Regions from separate parts of the Homo sapiens genome. Here regions 2, 3 and 4 are each linked to region 1. Evidence: chromatin contacts called from ENCODE Hi-C or POLR2A ChIA-PET data. All regions are on one chromosome and are shown on one strand. Each heading gives the region's core, a stretch centred on a gene start or an enhancer-like site at or near the end of the contact. The rest is flanking DNA. Distances are from core to core; before and after follow the strand shown. Region 1 holds the start of SLC1A1 (solute carrier family 1 member 1). Region 2 holds the start of AK3 (adenylate kinase 3). Region 3 overlaps CDC37L1 (cell division cycle 37 like 1, HSP90 cochaperone). Region 4 holds the start of SPATA6L (spermatogenesis associated 6 like).

The links. Hi-C counts contacts between places; a loop is a spot of excess contacts on that map. ChIA-PET counts read pairs that join two places held with the same protein, here RNA polymerase II (POLR2A). Pooled maps may share reads with other maps.
Region 2: a map of endothelial cell of umbilical vein shows a loop between it and region 1 (4-fold over the local background). The contact joins the promoter of AK3 here to the promoter of SLC1A1 in region 1. A Hi-C loop is called at or near these places in 2 of 168 maps with a recorded cell type or tissue (endothelial cell of umbilical vein and mammary epithelial cell), 12 of 37 single-sample maps with no recorded cell type and 12 of 50 pooled maps. POLR2A ChIA-PET finds 5 or more read pairs at or near these places in 3 of 52 experiments (MCF 10A and WTC11).
Region 3: a pooled map shows a loop between it and region 1 (2.2-fold over the local background). The contact joins the enhancer-like site here to the promoter of SLC1A1 in region 1. A Hi-C loop is called at or near these places in 1 of 50 pooled maps. POLR2A ChIA-PET finds 5 or more read pairs at or near these places in 2 of 52 experiments (GM12878 and WTC11).
Region 4: a loop to region 1 is called in a map of PC-3, with 5 times the contacts of the local background. The contact joins the promoter of SPATA6L here to the promoter of SLC1A1 in region 1. A Hi-C loop is called at or near these places in 4 of 168 maps with a recorded cell type or tissue (Caco-2, PC-3, chondrocyte and 1 more), 17 of 37 single-sample maps with no recorded cell type and 18 of 50 pooled maps. POLR2A ChIA-PET finds 5 or more read pairs at or near these places in 7 of 52 experiments (GM12878, MCF 10A, PC-9 and 3 more).

The regions. Positions count from the first base shown.
Region 1 is chr9:4,489,157-4,491,830 of GRCh38, forward strand. SLC1A1 (solute carrier family 1 member 1) reads left to right here and starts at 1,312. Exons shown (of 12, transcript NM_004170.6): 1 at 1,312-1,614. The coding sequence starts at 1,524. It also overlaps a transcript of GLIS3 not described here. RefSeq lists an enhancer at 910-959 and a silencer at 1,110-1,539.
Region 2 is chr9:4,739,952-4,742,451 of GRCh38, forward strand. AK3 (adenylate kinase 3) reads right to left here and starts at 1,251. Exons shown (of 5, transcript NM_016282.4): 1 at 986-1,251. The coding sequence starts at 1,136. RefSeq lists silencers at 781-920, 1,151-1,640.
Region 3 is chr9:4,687,880-4,690,553 of GRCh38, forward strand. CDC37L1 (cell division cycle 37 like 1, HSP90 cochaperone) reads left to right here. Exons shown (of 7, transcript NM_017913.4): 3 at 634-727. Among named protein-coding and RNA genes, the nearest start is that of CDC37L1, 9.6 kb to the left of the region's middle. Within about 2 kb of position 1,364, at least 4 of the 41 ENCODE cell types and tissues checked have a DNase peak (open chromatin) inside an H3K27ac peak, as active enhancers do; they include GM12878, where a contact is called at or near this core.
Region 4 is chr9:4,665,230-4,667,903 of GRCh38, forward strand. SPATA6L (spermatogenesis associated 6 like) reads right to left here and starts at 1,251. Exons shown (of 12, transcript NM_001353486.2): 1 at 983-1,251. The coding sequence starts at 1,021. It overlaps PLPP6 (phospholipid phosphatase 6), which reads left to right. Exons shown (of 1, transcript NM_203453.5): 1 at 1-29. RefSeq lists silencers at 1,040-1,089, 1,100-1,179.

The sequences.
Region 1 (2,674 bases), core at 62-2,561:
GCACCCGGGTCCCCTTCTGACATTTCTTCAGATCTTCCTCGGACACCCAACGACCTTAAAATCCCTCTAACCTTCTTTCTCTCAAAGTTTACTTTCTATAAAGAGCTGATAAACTCATTCATACTAAAGTCTACAGGGTTGTAAATCTTAATCTATTATCGCTTAAAAGATGCTTGTATCAATTTACACCAAAGGGATGAAGCTCTAATTGTGGGGATTTAGTCATCAGAAAATCTAGTAGGGGAAATTCTCCCTACCCACAATCAGAGTAGATTCTACAATAGCAAAAAGGGTTCCAGGCTCACTTAACTTTAGGAACGCTGATAAGAAGACCGCTTACAGCTGCGGAGGTACTGATTTGGTAAAGGGAGGGAAAGAGATTGTATACGTGAGAGTGAAAAAATTGGGTAGAAAAATGGAAGAGCATCAGAAATTCACTTAGCAACACCAAATATATTTGGCACCACTAACCTAGTTTCTCCTGTGTTTGCCTTTCCAATCCGTTGGACCTTAGGGGATGGACCGCCCACTTTCTCCCCAGAGCGGCTCCCGGGTCCGGTTCTCAGTTCTAATCACTGCCCCAAGCCTCCATGCTCCAGGGCCTGTGGTCACAGAGCAAGTCCCAAGGAGCAGAAGTAAAGTTCTAAGAGAAATCACCATCTCCTTGTGCAGGGAACACTCCCAAGCCCAGTGTCCACAGACAAATCACCTCCAGCGACTCGAAGAGGAGAATAATCCCTGTGGGGGCACTGGAGGCTCCGCGTGAAAGTTTCCAAAGCCATGTTCTGCCCCAGGACTCCTTTCTCTCCTCCCAGAAGCTTCAGGCTTTCGCGGCTGCTGGCACATCCCAGCCTGAGTAGCCGAGCAAGAGGGACCCAAGGCAGGATCAGCTTCCCCCGACTTGAAAGGGCACCCGTTCTGCAGGTGCCGGCGCTGGAAATAGCTGGTGTGGAGAACGGAGAGGGAGACGTGCAGGATGAAGTCCGCGCCCAGGAGGGCAGTGGCTCCGCCTCTCTGGGTTAGGGACAGAAGAAAACCCTTAACCCAAAGCCCTAGCATGAGTGAGGCGTGGAAAGCGAGACAGACTCCAGTGGAAGGCTGTGGGGCGGGACTCAGGGTTCCCGGAGAGGCCGCCCCAGCTCCTGCCGCAGCGCTGGGCGCCCTACCACGCCTGCTCCCTAGGGACCCCGGGCGTCCCACGCACGCACCCACCCTCCTTCCCGGGCCTGCCGCTCCTCCCTCCTTCCTCGCTGGTTGGCCCAGGCGCCGCAGAGCGCGGCGGCAGCAGGAGGAGCCGGGCGCGCCTGCCACGCAAAACTACCGGGCTGGCAGGGCGGCGGGCGCGGTGCGCGATCCCGGGTGGCGGCGGCAACGGCGGTGGTGACGGCGGCGACTGCAGCGGCCGGCTCTCACCTCTCCCCTGTGCACCCGCATCTCGCCGCGCCGCCGAGCAGCCAGCAGTCCCCGGGTCGCCCAGCCCACGCGCGCACGGCCGAGCCCAGCGCACAATAGCGGCGACAGCCATGGGGAAACCGGCGAGGAAAGGATGCGAGTGGAAGCGCTTCCTGAAGAATAACTGGGTGTTGCTGTCCACCGTGGCCGCGGTGGTGCTAGGTGAGCGGCGCGGCGGGTGGGCGATGCGCGCACCCTCACGCGCTCTCTGCGCCCAGGCCGCGTGCGGCTGAGGGTGGGCTTGGCGCTGGCGCACTCCATGCAGGGTCCCTCGATGCCCCCTCGGCCTTAGCCTCGGGCCCCCTGCGGGGGCTTTCCCCCAAGCGCTCTAATTACTGCACACCAAGAACAAAGCTCCTCTGGGACTCCCATTTGAGTGCTCCTTGAGCTGCTGGTTCCTGCTCTACCCAAAATGATCAAAGGGGCTTGGGGGTAGAAAGGGAAGCAAGTAGCTCTTGGTTCTGCTCGTTTGAAAACAGGGTTCGATTTTTTTCTTTGTTAATCCCGCACCGTATCTCCCCCTATCACCGCCACCTTCCTCACCCCACACCCCCAGCCTCGCTGCGCGGGCAGAGATTGAGTGTGGATTACAGTTCTCAGTCGAATTGGAAGAGGCACCCTGGCCTCCGGGATGGGCCGGACCCTTAGGGGAGGGAGGCTGAGAACGCTGTCGCCGCTCATCCTGGGCAGTGCGTGGAAAGGTGCCTTCCCACGCGGCGAGCGCCGACTGCCTGCACCCGGGCTCTGAAAAGCTGCCAGATTCGTGCCTGAATTCTGGGATGTGCCACTGTGGCCCGCGGGAGGTCACCGGGGAAGAGAGCTAAGAGAACTCAGCCGTCTCTTCTCCTGCCTTCCTTGCTCTCCACGTTGTTTTTGTATTTAAGATAATGTTTAAGCCATCCTTGCCTGTTTTTAAACAAGGGTGTATTTAAGTGATCCACCCCTCACAGATCACTGGACCAGGTGGATGTCTGAGCCATTGCTCAGAGGTATGAGTTATTCCTATTTAGATTCTGATTTTTTACCAAGGTTGTGTGTTTCTAGCTCCGGCCCGGGGATGCACTTCCTTGGGATTAGCGCCATATCTGTCGCCTTCCCAGTGATAGCTCCTCAGCAGGTGAGGGCTGTTGCACCCTCTGAGGAATGTGGATTCCTCGGCAGGCTCCACCTTCCCCTTGGAAACTGCAGCTGTGTTTGCTGAAAAGGCAAGTGGGGACAGCTT
Region 2 (2,500 bases), core at 1-2,500, 250 kb after region 1:
TTTCTAGAAGGAAAACTCTGTTCCCCTCCGAAGAATGGGACTGAGGTAGGGAACGAAAGAGGGCGTTGTTTTTTATGCTATGCACGTCTATCCTGTTTGCTATCCTTACAAAAAAAAAAAAAAAAAGAAGGAAAACAAAAGAAAAAGGCCTTGTGGAAGCATTATTTCTATGTAAATGGGTTTCAAAATGAGTTTCAAAACGGGTTCTATTTTGAAAAGTAAGGTCAACATTTTTTGAGAAAAAAACTCCTGCGATTGGCTTTTCAAAAACAACCCTCTTAAGAGAGAATTTACATACCACAAATTCACCCATTGTATAGTGTAGATTGTTAACTGCCTTTCGTGCCGAGCTGTAAGAATTTATTTGGCATGAGAAACAAAATATTTTATAGAACCATGCACAAGAATAGCCTTCGTGTCTACGAAATCTAAGGATATCAAAATGAGATAATTTTATGACTGCAACAAGGGTAAATAATACTTGGCCTTGGGAATATGGGGGAAAGGTCAGAACTACAAGATCTCATAGAGCTTAACCACACCAAAAAAGAAAGAGAAAAGAAAGAAACAAAGAAAACAAAACAGAACGAGCAGACTCTAGCAGGGCTAATGACAGTCTTCCAAAGGCACCAGCACGTTGAACAAGCTGCGGCTCAGCTCGATGGACCCCCAAGAGTGGCTGCCACTGGGAGGACTTGGGCCTCTGAAACAAAGCCCGGTGGTTTCCTTTCATCTCTGAACTTCGAGCTCGACCTAACTTTCCAGTCCCTTCCCCCACCGCCACCCCATAACCCGCCCGAAGCGGCCCACGGAGGCCGGAGGTTTTGGGGCGCAGTCGCTCAGCAGCCCGAGGTCTCTGTCCCGGGCGGCGGGAGGGAAATGCCGCGCCCGCAGCCAGGGACCCGCGTGCCCAGCTTCGGCCCCTCGCCCGCGAAGTCCGACCCGGGTGACAGCGCACGGCCGGCCCTGGGCCCAGAGCTCCCACCTGTGCCCCGCAGCATGTTGTCCCGGAGCAGGTCCCCGCTGGAGAGGTGCTTCAGCTCGAAGTGTGTAGTGATGCGCGACGACACGGTGCCCTTGCCCGAGCCCGGGGCCCCCATGATCACCGCTCGCAGCAGCCGCGCGGACGCCCCCATGGCCGCAGACTGAGGCCCGCACCGCGCGGGTACCAGGGCTTTGGCCTGGCCTGCGCGCTCACCCGCTCGGCAGCCTGCGCCGGCCGGCTAGCAGCGCCACTAGCAGGCGGCTACTGCGGTTCCCCGGCGTTCCCGGAAGTGAGCCGACAGCCCCTGGGGCCGCCCAGACAGCGCGGGACCCCGCTGTTGCGTCCGCCTCTCGGCTACCCCGGCGCACCCCCCGCCCCCGACCGAGCGCCTGTTCCCGCCCAGCCGCGCAAGCCGCGCAAGCCGCGCCCCCTCTGCGCTCGCTCGGCCGCCCAGCTCCCACCTGCGCCTCTCCGCGGCCCCTCTCCACCGGCCGCTGGGCCCGGATCCCTTCGGCGCCCCTCTGCACCCACCCCCACGCGCCCTCCACTCGGCTCAGATCTACCTCCGCGCCTCTCCGCGACCCCGGAACCCCGCGCCCTGTCCGGCCCATTCCCAGCCGGATAGACCGCGCTCCCCTCTGTCCGACCTTGGCAACTCCTGCGCGCCCCCTCCCCACCTCTAGTCGCCCCTCGGAGCCGCTTGGTTTCGGGATCCACCCGCATCCACCCCTCCAACAACCCTTTCGTAGCCCTCGCCCCTAGTCCATAGCAGGCGCTGCCCTACCCAGTCCTTGCCGGACACACCGCGACCCCTTTCGTGCTCCCTTGACAACCCTGGCCCCACCTCCACCTGGCGCCCACTCGAATCCGCCCCTCCCTTCTACCCCCCTGGACCGCCAGACCCCCCGCTTCTGCACCCACTCCCGCCTTCGCCCTTCCCTCCTTCCTCCTCCTCCTCTGCTGCCGAGCGCCCTCTCTTCCCACTCCCTCTCTGTGTAGAATCACAGGGAGTGACCTTGAGCCGAGAGGGCCTACCTCATTTTACAGGAGAGGAAATCCAGCTTCCATTGAGTGAGACTCTTTTATAAATAACGTAAAAGAGTGTGTGAAACTGTGGAGGCAGGCTGTTGTAGATAGGCGGTCGGAAAAGCTTTGAAGAGATGGCATGTGTGCTGAGTGCTTAATTAGAATATGGAAGAGAGAGACATGGGCCCTTCCTATGTCCAGTTTTAGGAAAAGGCCCTAAAACTGGAGGTTTGGCATGTTTCAAGAATGGAAACAGAGGACAAAAACGTTCGAGTGAGTATCATTTTGCCTGTAAAATGGGCATAGAGGAGTAGAATGGAGGAGTTAAAATAATGTAGTACTTAGTGCAATGCCAGCTACGGGGTCAATGTTCAATAATGGTTGTCCATTTATCATCATTGCTTTGTCCCGGACACTATGCTAAGGCAGAAAGAAGGCTCTCTGAAAATAAAACACAGTTACCATTCTCCTCAGAGGTCCAGAACTGAT
Region 3 (2,674 bases), core at 114-2,613, 200 kb after region 1:
ATAAAATATAAAGGATGTTTCTATACCTGCTTTTAATTGGGAAATTCAGCTTACCAAAAAGGTTAATTCAGTTGTTTTTCTGTATGATTTCTAAGATGAACCTATATCCACACATATATCGTATGTATTTTTTTGTGAGATGGAGTCTTGTTCTGTCGCCTGGGCTGGAGTGCAGTGGCATGATCTCAGCTCACTACAACCTCTGCCTCCTGGGTTCACGCAAGATTCTCCTGCCTCAGCCTCCCGAGTAGCCGGGATTACAGGCATCCACCACCATGCCCAGCTATTTTTTGTATTTTTAGTAGAGACGGGGTTTCACTATGTTGGCCAGGCTGGTCTTGAACTCCTGACCTCGTGATCCACCCGCCTCGGCCTCCCAAAGTGCTGGGATTACAGGCGTGAGCCACCACACCCGGCCTCATACATCATTTTAAACAAAATTAATAAGACTCCCATACAAGAAAATTTTAATTTTTAAAAATAGTTTACCAGATGAATTTAATCATGTAATATCAGTATGATACTATACCACATATATTGTCTATAGGAAGAATTGCTAGATATTCAGTATCTGAGAAAGAAGATTCAATTAGAATTTAAAATCTGATTTAAATTTCTAAAATTTTTTCTTAGAGTTTTATTAATCAAGATAAAAGAAAAGACACAGAAGATGAAGATAAATCAGAATCATTTATGCAAAAATATGAGCAAAAAATCAGACATTTTGGTAAGTCTACTACTTGGATTTCCTTCTTTGTAATGTTTGGTATCATATGTACATGTGCAAAAAATGGATTTATAAAAAGAGAGCCAAAAAGAAAAGTGGCAAACTCCAATTTTGTAGCTTCTGGCACAGCTGTATAGATCTTGTTTTAGAATTTTTTTTTTTTTTGGTTATAAATAAAATTAATTGACAGAGCAAACCAAATGGTAAAGAGAAGCAAAAGTATTATTATATAGTGTACTACCTTTAAGACAACTTTATGTATTCCATAGCCTCTTTCCATTTCCTAAGTAGTCTTTGCTTTTTTCTTTTTCCTCTTTGCTTCCTTGGAATCTGATTATCTTATGTTTTAAAGATTATTCATTTTTTTTCAGGTTTTGGATATGATGCTTTATAATTCAGGCAGATCCTTGAACTGTTACTCAGATAAATATAGTAATAGAAATGTATATATAAAGAACTGAAAAATAGGTTTTTTCTATTGGGGAAAAAGGGTAAGAGGGGGGTTGATACAAGTGAAGGCTTCCCAGAGGAGCCAGCATCTGAGCTTGATTTCAAGGAACAGATAGGAGTTTTTCATGTATAAGGGAGGCAAGCCAACAGCAACAGCATGAGACGGGCAGTTAGGAAACAGCATGGTGTGTTCTGAGAATTATAGGCAGCATGATACCGCTGGCATGAAAATGCTGCTGGGAAGTGTTAGGAGTTAAGGTTTAAAACTTTTTTTTTTTTTAATTCCAAGTAGTATGTTAATTTAGTAAACATGGTTTTTATTTGTAATATGTTCATGAACTTTTTACATGGCATTTTGAAATCTTTTTCCTGTTGGTGTTTATTTACCCAACGTTTTTTGAATTTCGTTTATGCTTCAGTTATGTCAATATAATAAATATTACTTTAAATTTTTTCCCTTCCTTTTATGTAATTTATTCGTAAAATATTCACTTTGCTCATACTTTTCATTTTAAAGAAAGAAAAAAGACTGTGTTTAACTAAAAAATAGTACCCAAGGAAATAAAGACAAAGTTTTTCTACATATAATCAATGTGGTATTATTTATAATGGAAAAAAAATGAATACACAGGCCTCCCTTGGACAGATAGTAAAATCTTAAAATGAGCAGAGCCTTGAGTCATAAGGATAGAAAGCAAAAAATTTGCACATGAATCTTAGTTGTGATATGTGAATTGCCACTCCCGCCTACAGTCCTTGCTTTCTAGGCCCATGTTTTGCTGCTGAAGGAAAAATAGTACCATATACTGATTGCTCTTTCAGAGCATGTACTGCATCTGGTGAAACAACATTCCTCAAGGTGTTTTCACCCAGCTGGCACTCTGAAAGTTGGTTGCTTTGAAGCCATGAGAAACCTAGTAAATGAGAAGCAGTTCTTTCACTTTTGCTGTAAGCTGAGTGCCTTGTTCAGAAGCAATTTTGTGTAGGAAAATATCCAAATATCACAAAGTGTTGTAACCCATCTGGCACTATGTATCTTCAGCATTTTATAAAACCTGCTTCTGGGTAGTGATGTTCGTGATGAGAACAGTGAATTTCATGAACCCTACAGTCTTCATTTCTTTTGCTGTAAAATGAGTTTCTGGGTCAAAAAATAGTGTGGTATGGTGAATAATTCATTTAGTAAGACTACAGATGTATTACTGATTAGAAGCATGGCAAGGAGGGAGGGCACTTCCACATCTAGAGTGGGCTCGTTCAAGTGAGGAATTACCAGTCCCTCTGAGATGAAGTGGGACCAGGGTAGTCAACCTGCTACTTGATGGCTGGCTGATCTCTGCAGTGCATTGTGCCGTATTGAGATTTTGGTGTTTTTCGCTACTAGTAAATTAGGTGTTCAGTGGCTAAACTGGATTAGGATACTAGAACATCCTTGAGGGGAGAGTCTACACTGTCGAATCTATGCATAATCACAAACCTATGCCACCACGACCCCTG
Region 4 (2,674 bases), core at 1-2,500, 180 kb after region 1:
TCAAAATAAAATTAACAAATAATGGTGAATGAAGTGAGATGAAAACTTGCTTAATTTTTGCCTTGATGAGGAGGGAGACAGATTTATCACTTAGCTTCTCAAGAGTTCCTTCTTCCTGCACAATTTTTAGAGCTTAAAACTGGTATAGCACTACTAATAAGGTCTAGCCCTATTTGCTGTCAGCAAAGTGGGACAAATCCAGGAAATGTTGATCACCTTTCACACCCACATGTATGATGAAACCACACCATTTGCCAATTGTATGGAAGACAACCAGATTCCATGACAATTTCCTGTTAGCACTGTGCTTGTAATCATAGCCAGTAGAAAAGCCCCTAGAGGAAAAGCGGCATGATATTCTGTTACTAACTACATGGAAGGATTGGAAAATGGAAACTGAAATAAGAGGGAGTGACAGACCCCCAAGTAGAAACCATGGAGTCACTCTGCCACAGCACTTCACTTAGGAAGGATTTGGTAATTACGAAATAGTGATTGATTGATTTCCCTTTTGGAATTAGCAAGCCAGAGCTATCACTAAGGGGAAATATCATAGAAAATATCTGATTGGTTCATAGAGTTGGCAAATAATCAGGAAGTGATGGAGCTTTTTAAAATTATTCCCTGGTTATTTAAAGAAGTTGAAAATCCTTTCACAAATCTTTATCCAGGAGAAGAAAATAAATTCTACCTGGACTTAATGCAGGGTTGTTTGAAAAGAAATTAAAAATTCATGATAAAGATAAGAAACATGTTAGCTTTAGAACAGAAAAAAAAAAAAGTGGGAACAGGTGGAGCTGAATTAAAGGTTAGGAAGTCAGGGAAAACCAATATGGAGAAAAAGACAAAGGTGCGATCTGTCCCAGAAGATAATGATGTGTTTGTGGTAAGTGGGGGATGTGGGGGAGGGTTGTTGAAAACCACCTGAGACTATTTAGAGTCCGACTTGAGGTTAAGGAGGGGGAGTTCATCGATCTCTTACCGCCCGGATCTGCAGCTCCACCACCACCTCCAGAGGCATCGTTCCCTGCGTGGGCGAAAGGACTGGAATGAGAAGATCCTTTTGTGCCGAGCCTTGGACCAATTTTTCTTAGTTTAGCTGAATACCTAGAGCAAATGTTCCCAGAAGCTTCCCCAGTCCCACGCCCTTGTTCCCCTACCGTCCCCCCCAGCCCAGGTCCCTCCCACCGGGACGGGTCTCTCACACTCGAAGCTGGAGTGCAGGCTTCCAGAAGGCGGAAGCGTGGCGTTGCCAGGGACACTCAAACGCGCAGTCTTCATCGTGGAACGCGCGCGAGGCCCCAGCGCAGACGCGCGCCCTCACGGTCGCTGTTGCCCACGCAGTGCCCCCAGCCGGAGAGACTGGCCCTGTCTGGCGTGCTAGACGGATAGAGAAATGCTAACAATCCCGATCTTCTTTCCATCAGCTCCTGCTATCCCCAATTACCATGTCAGAATGTTTACCGTTTTCATTCTGAAAGTAGAATGAGATCATAGGTCTGTTATAATTTAAATAGTACACGTTTAGTAGCTGCACGACCCCAAGCCTTGTAGTTTCTGTAACAATTCTCATTTAATATAGTTGCCTGTTCCTAAAAATACTCTTTTGCTTATTAAATGTTATGTTTGCTTCGGAAAACATGGCCACCGTCAATAACAAACGTGTGCTAATTAGAAATATAAGGTTAATTCTTAAACATATTTAAAAGTTAGGTATCCCCTGTTAGCAGCAATAGAAATATGTCAGTCTTTCCATAACGGTGTCCAGCCTTTTCTGGGGTTTAGTTTAAGGCAAGCATTGAGTAGTCCAATGGGTAGTTATTGCATTTGCCAAAACCACAGTTACTGTAAACACTGTCAGAGGTGGTGCGCAGAGCAAGAGTTCTGAATGAGTAGGGGACATTCACTACATCTAATAGAGAAAAATGAAGGAAAGGAGCAGGTAGTGGCTCCTTCTAGCAATCCAAAAAATCTAGGAAGGCCAATGCTGCCTCTGAAAAAAAAATTTTAAATCCTAAATTATGTTCAGTCATTTATTACTAATATTTTGCATTAGAGAGTTATACAATTGGAAATAGTGCAGAAGGATGGTCAAGACAAGATTGGGTATTCATTTTGGTAACTGGAGTTTATTTCCCTGGAAGGGAAAAACTTGGTATGATGAAGAAGGGCATATTGTATCCTTATCCAGTTCCTAGTGCTGTGTCTCTCTGCATATCAAGAGATACAGGTGGGCACCTAACTATCTATAGTGTCCAGATCATTGATTTGTCACTCACAACTTGCTGACACCCAGAGTGATGTGGGACAGGACCTGTGATGATCCTAACAGGTAGGTCACCAACACCAATGCTAAGAAATCAAGGAGAGTGACAAGCAAAACAAATTAATAAATAGCCAGAGTTGTATTGGGAGAGAAGAATCAGTCTTTACTGAGGATCTGCAAAGTGCTAGGCACATTGCGTATGCTAATTCATCTCAACCCTACAATAACTCTATCAGGGAGATATTATCCCTATTTTACAGATGCAGAATCTGAAGCTAGACAGCCTTTTACTAAAAGCCACAGACCTAATAAGGGAGCAGCCACATTTGAATCCAGGTGTGCCCTACCACATCACTGGGTCTGCAATATAGACATCCTGTTGATCTCTAGAGACACAATGTTCCATTC